Regions from separate parts of the Homo sapiens genome. Here region 1 is linked to region 2. Evidence: read pairs that join two places in POLR2A ChIA-PET (ENCODE). Cell type or tissue: PC-9. All regions are shown on one strand. Each heading gives the region's core, and the rest is flanking DNA. Links, peaks and the distances in the headings are about the cores only.

Region 1 (2,912 bases), core at 314-2,813, 170 kb after region 2:
GAATCTACAATCCACTATTCTACAGAGATAAATATTTTTCCTCTTCCCTCTTCCCATTGAAAATTAATTTGGAGCCAGAAGCCCAATGGCAGCTTTGAAGTTGAATTGGCAGAGGTCATCCAGGAAGACAGTGAAGGAATTCCAGGAGGCAAGGATGGGAATGGGGTATATTTTTGCAGCCAGACATAAAAGATGTAAAATTCCCATTGCTTAATATACTAACAGGGACCAGGAGAGGAGAAGTTAAAGAATATGTGTGGAATATATTTCTGTGTATGGAAATAGCACAGAATTTATTCATCCACTGGGCAAAATATTAATTAACCTTGTACCATGTGCCAGGCACTGAGCCAGTTCTGGGGATCCTGGTGAGCTAAACTGGACATAATCCCCATGAGGAAATGACTTCTGCCTCTATCCCCTTCAATTATATGTATATGTCTTTAGCAATGTTGAATAGTGGTGCCCTCTGGTAGTTGTTTTCTTTTTTGTTTGTTTTTTGTTTTTTTGAGACAGAGTTTCACGCTTGTCACCCAGGCTGGAGTGCAATGGCATGATCTCAGCTCACTGCAAGCTCCGCCTCCCAGGTTCATGCCATTCTCCTACCTCAGCCTCCCGAGTAGCTGGGATTACAGGTGCCCGCCACCACACCCAGCTAATTTTTTTGTATTTTTAGTAAAGACGGGGTTTCACTATGTTGGCCAGGCTGGTTTCGAACTCCTGACCTCAGGCGATCCACCCACCTTGGCCTCCCAAAGTGTTGGGATTACAGGTGTGAGCCACCGCGCCTGGCAGGTAGTTGTTTTATTGAGATTAGCATGAGGCCATAGCTTGTGGGTAGGAATCCGACAAAGTCTTTTTCAAAAGAAAGTTGAAGGCCAGGTATGGTGGCTCACATCTGTAATCCCAGCACTTTGGGGACCAAGGTTGGGGGGATCACTTGAGGTCAGGAGTTCGAGGCCAGCCTGGCCAACATGGTGAAACCCTGTCTCTACTAAAAATACAAAAATTAGCCAGGAGTGGTGGCAGTTGCCTGTAATTCCAGCTACTCAGGAGGCTGAGGCAGGAGAATCACTTGAAGCCGGGAGGCGGAGGTTGAAGTGAGCCGAGATGGCAGCAGAGCGAGACCCTGCCTAAAAAACAAAAAAAATAAACAAAAAACAAAAACAAAAAATTTCCCAGAGTTAATAATCCCTGAGAGTTGTCCAGTCCTGAGTGAGTAAAAGGGATTTGGAAGGAGCCATTTAGCTGGAGAAAGGAGGAAGGAATTTCTTCTCTCAAGCCCATGAAAGTGGTCAGCAGGAAGCTTGGTGGGATGTCAACCCTGGGGATCCGATGGTCTCTGATTTCCTCTTTCTGGACCTTTAACGCCATCTTGATGTAGCAGCCTGGTCTCCACTGGGCTGTGCAATAAGCTAGAGCAAGGGTCTGTGTCTGGGCCTTGGCCAGGGCTGTCAAAGGGAAAGCAATGCTCACCCTCTAGAGTAAGCATGGGGCTGACAGGGACCATGATTGAGGTCCCCAGGAGCAGGTCAATGTCCGAAGGTCCAGCTGCCCTTCTTCATCTGGGAAATCGTCTTCCTTTTCTTCCTCTGGTTGTTATTATTGCACACCTACAGGAACCAGCTGGGTTCCTTTTTTTTTTTTTTTTTTTTTTTGAGATAGGGTTTTGCTGTGTCACCCAGGCTGGAGTGCAGTGGTGGTGCAATATCAGTTCTCTGCAACCTCCCCCTCCCAGGCTCAAGTCATACTCCTGCCTCAGCCTCCTGAGTAGTGTAGCTGGGACAACAGAAGCACACTGGGTTTTGCCATGTTGCCCAGGCTGGTCTCAAACTCCTGGACTCCAGTGATCCTCCTGTCTCAGCCTCCCAAAGTGCTGGAATTACAGGTGTGAGCCACCGCTCCTGGCCCACCAGCTGGGTTCCTTACAGGGTAGATCACCTTGTTATTTCAGACCAGGTGTTTGTTAGTTATATTAATTCTGTATTTAGTTTAGGTATATTTAAAGGCTATAAAATATTTGCCCTTTGAACAGCAAACAGGGATCCTAAGGCCACTGTCATCACAAGTCTAGCAGAAACAGCACCCCAAGTGGTGTGTGATATAGGAGTGATCTAAAGAGCGGTAAGTTGCTTTTAAATGTCCATTTTTATGGGAGGGGCAGAGATATCATAGACGAGAACATCAACCTCAGTAAAACTGTCATTTTGAATTAAAACTTTTAACTCGGTTGAATATGACACCCCATAAGCACCCAGTGATTTTCATTATCACCAAAGCATTAGAAGACTGGCGCTGAAGCTCTTCTTCCACCCAGTGTGTGTGAAAACATAGTGCATGGTGCCTGCATGATACTCGCGAGCAGAGGCAGAAGGGCGGTCTCCTTTCCCTGTGGTTTGTACGTGTGCATGTGTGTGTAAGTGCCCCATTACCAGAGACGTCCCGGACAAAGGTCACGTTCTTCCTTAAGATGATAAAGTTTCTAAGTTAAAGCTTGTTCAGAGTCATGTTGACTTCTCCTTCTTGAGCTATTATGTAACTTTTTGTTTGCAGAACGATCAGCCATTATTTGTGCTGTTTGAGATATCTTTTGATTTCTGAGCAACTTTTTCTCCCCCACTTCCGCCCACTATAAACTGAATGAAGGGCATATGGTATTAGAGAAACCAGAAACCACAATGCATTTATTAATAAGGGATAGGGCAATAGCCCTCCTTCCCTTTCGAGAATAAAAGAGTACAAAAAAATGTACACATTAGTGAAAACTTTTTTTTTTAAACAGAGTTTCAATCTTGTTGCCCAGGCTGGAGTGCAATGGCGCAATCTCAGTTCGCTGCAACATCCGCCTCCCGAGTTCAAGTGATTTTCCTGTCTCAGCCTCTCAAGTAGCTAGGATTACAGGCATGCACCAC
Region 2 (2,912 bases), core at 258-2,757:
CTCACACAGAGGTGGCACCCAACGGGCGGTGACGACCTTTTCTTTTGCCCAGCCCAAGCCCTCTGGGTACAATTTTCCAGGCCAGTGGTTCCCAGGCACTTCCTTTAAAAACGTCTTGGGCATGGACACAGGTTCCACATTCCACTGCCACCTTCCCACCTCCTTGACTATCTTTGTCCTCTCCTCTTACCTTCTGTTGGGATTTAAGATCTTCCCCGCTCCTCCATACCCAATGTTCCTTTCTTGGCCCTTTCCAAATGCTGGGATCCATTTCCTCTTGTCACTAACAGTCTCCCCAGCCTCCTCATCTGGCTTTAATCCTTTCCCCCAGGATGCCCACCTGTGGGAGAGCTGAAGGACCCTGGGGAACAAGCAAGGGGCCTCCTGAGCCTCCGGGCTTGCTTCTCCCTCAGGACATGTTAATAAACTCACCATGCGTGAAATACGACCCCTGGAATGGGGGAGAAGGAGACTCACTGCCCACTAGCACAGACTTCGAATCAAAGTTGCTGTTGTTATTGCTCCATTAGTAATAATAACAAGAGGTGCCATTTGTTGCCTACTTTGATAAATGCTTTAAACACATGTCATTTAATCCTCACCATCAAAGTCTTATGAGGAAGTTACTATTACTGTACCATTTTACAGATGGTGAGACTGAGGCTCAATAGTTCAATTTGCCCAAGGCCATACAACTACAAAATAGCAGATTAGGATTCAAACTCAGATTTCTCTGGTTTCAAGCACCCTGCTCCTGACCACCAGCCCTTACAGCCCCAGTCCATCAGGAGCACTTTGATGTGGCACCTCTTGCTGCCTCTTGCCTACCTACCTGGTAGGTGATCTACCAGGAAAATCTGAAGGACACCCAGGACCAGCTGGGCTGGGGACAGACCAGAGTCATAGGCCATTAGAGAAGCCGTTGGATTGTCCTGGGCTTGCCAACTCTCTCACTTCTCCAGCCAGGGAGGAGGGTGTGGGGGGTGACTCTGGCAGCCCAAGGCCTGGAACAAGGTCTCAGCCCAAAGGGCTATAGGCCAGGAAAATAAACAGCCTCTCTCTGCACACTCCCAGCATGCTCTGGGGGCTCAGGACAGAGCGCCTGGGCCCGAGACCAGCACCATGGCCATCGGCACAGGCCTTGGCAGGGCAGCCCCCTTTCTGCCTCCTCACCACCTCTGAGCTTCTCCCTGCCCCACTCCCACCCCACCTGGGAGTCAGCTGCAGAGGCGCCTCGTCAACACCGCCACACCCAAGCACCTCCCAGTCCCTTGGCCTTCTTTGAAACTGAACCAGAAGTGACAGCTCCTCTGGCTGACCTGCATCTGGGAAAATAGAAACCTGGCTGAAATTGATTCCGCCCAACCTTAACCTCACCCCCAACAAGGCCAAGGTAACCGTGACGACAGGCAGAGGGAAGGAACTGGAGGAAGTGGCTGGCGGTGCAATCTCCCTTCGGCCAGGAGGGTTTGCCCACAAACTGCCAAGGTGATGTGTGCAGCCTGGGTACTGCAAGGCCTTGTGTCCTCCCCTGAGCAACCAACCTCTGCCCTCCAAGGCTTCAATCCCTACCCCCATCCTGCACAGGGCCTTATTCCACAGAAAGTCAGAAGCAGACAGAAGCTGCTTTAGCAGCAATGCAAAAAGATTCAGAGCTGGAAGAAAGTTTAAGAGATCAACTGGGCCAGGCTGAGGCCCAGGTCAGGGGCCGCTCCTCCTCCCCTCTCCAGCCACGTTCATCCCCTCCTGCATCACCCTCTAGTCCAAATGTCTCACCCTTCTCCAAGCCAGCCAGGCCCTCTCAGCCTTGAGTGAGATATCCTTCCTTTCCCACTTGGTAAACTCTTAACTGAACCTCGAGAGTAAACATCACCTCCTCCAGGAAGGGTCCTTTGACTCCCCAGATAGAATCAGCTGCTTTTAGCTAAAAACAGAAATACTATTCAATCCAGCAATCTCATTCCTGAGTATATACCCCAAGGAATATAAATCATTCTACCATAAAGACACAGGCATGTGTATTTTCATTGCAGCACTGTTCACAATAGCAAAGACACAGAATCAACCTGAATGCTCAATGATAGACTGGATAAAGAAAATGTGGTACATATTACACAATAGAATATTATGCAGCCATAAAAAGGAACAGGATCATGTCCTTTGCGGGAACATAGATGGAGCTCAGGTTATTATCCTTAGCAAACTACCACAGCAACAGAAAACCAAATACGGCATGTTCTCACTAATAAGTGGGAGCTAAATGATGAGAACACACGGACACACAGAGAGGAACAACACACACTGGGGCCTACTTGAGGGTGGAGGGTAGGAGGAGGGAGAGGATCAGAAAAAATAATTATTGGCTACTAGGCTTAGAACCTGGGTGATGAAATAATCTGTACAACAAACCCTCGTGACATGAATTTACCTATATAACAAATCTGCACACATACCCCTGAACTTAAAAGTTAAAAAAGAAAAAGAATCCGCTGCTTTTTTGGTGCTGCTACAGCACTGTAGGAGTCTCCATCGCATCCTACCACAAGCGTCGGTTTGTGTGGGTGCCTGTTTTCCCTGCTAGCCTGAAGAACCGGACCTGAGCATTCCCGGCACCTGGTACAGAGTGTGGCACTCAGGAGGGGCTCAACAAATGTCACTCAGATGAATGAATGGAATTCAGGATTCCAGAGAGAGATGCTACAGGCTTAGATTCTTTCATTACAAAGTGACTTATCACCCGTTTGCATCTGCATGGCCTTTTCCCCAGCGCTCACGGGAGCTTTCTCTGCCGGGGTGGCCTCTTCTCTCTGTTTGTAGTAGGCCAGCAAAGCTGGGAGCCTGCCTTCCCTAGAAGCACACTGGCTGAAGGCAGAGTTTAGATTTGGGGGCACAGGCCCCTGACAGCTATGGCA

The links. Peaks named below come from ENCODE experiments on the same cell type or tissue, not always from the same donor. Only the 100,000 strongest peaks of a DNase experiment are listed, where the experiment ranks them.
Region 1: POLR2A ChIA-PET joins it to region 2 with 14 read pairs; 4 of 35 experiments call an interaction of 5 or more read pairs at or near these places.

What each region holds. Positions count from the first base shown.
Region 1 is chr14:75,282,934-75,285,845 of GRCh38, reverse strand. No RefSeq gene overlaps it. Among named protein-coding and RNA genes, the nearest start is that of FOS, 5.6 kb to the right of the region's middle. In PC-9, for the core only: CTCF peaks have their summits at 1,807 and 2,009; DNase peaks (open chromatin) are centred at 1,705, 2,085 and 2,432; H3K27ac peaks cover 1,120 bases.
Region 2 is chr14:75,457,737-75,460,648 of GRCh38, reverse strand. The region is part of intron 2 of JDP2 (Jun dimerization protein 2); the gene reads right to left. Among named protein-coding and RNA genes, the nearest start is that of JDP2, 31 kb to the right of the region's middle. RefSeq lists an enhancer at 1,211-1,759. In PC-9, for the core only: no CTCF peak of the experiment used is centred there; a DNase peak (open chromatin) is centred at 1,378; H3K4me3 peaks cover 423 bases; H3K27ac peaks cover 2,500 bases.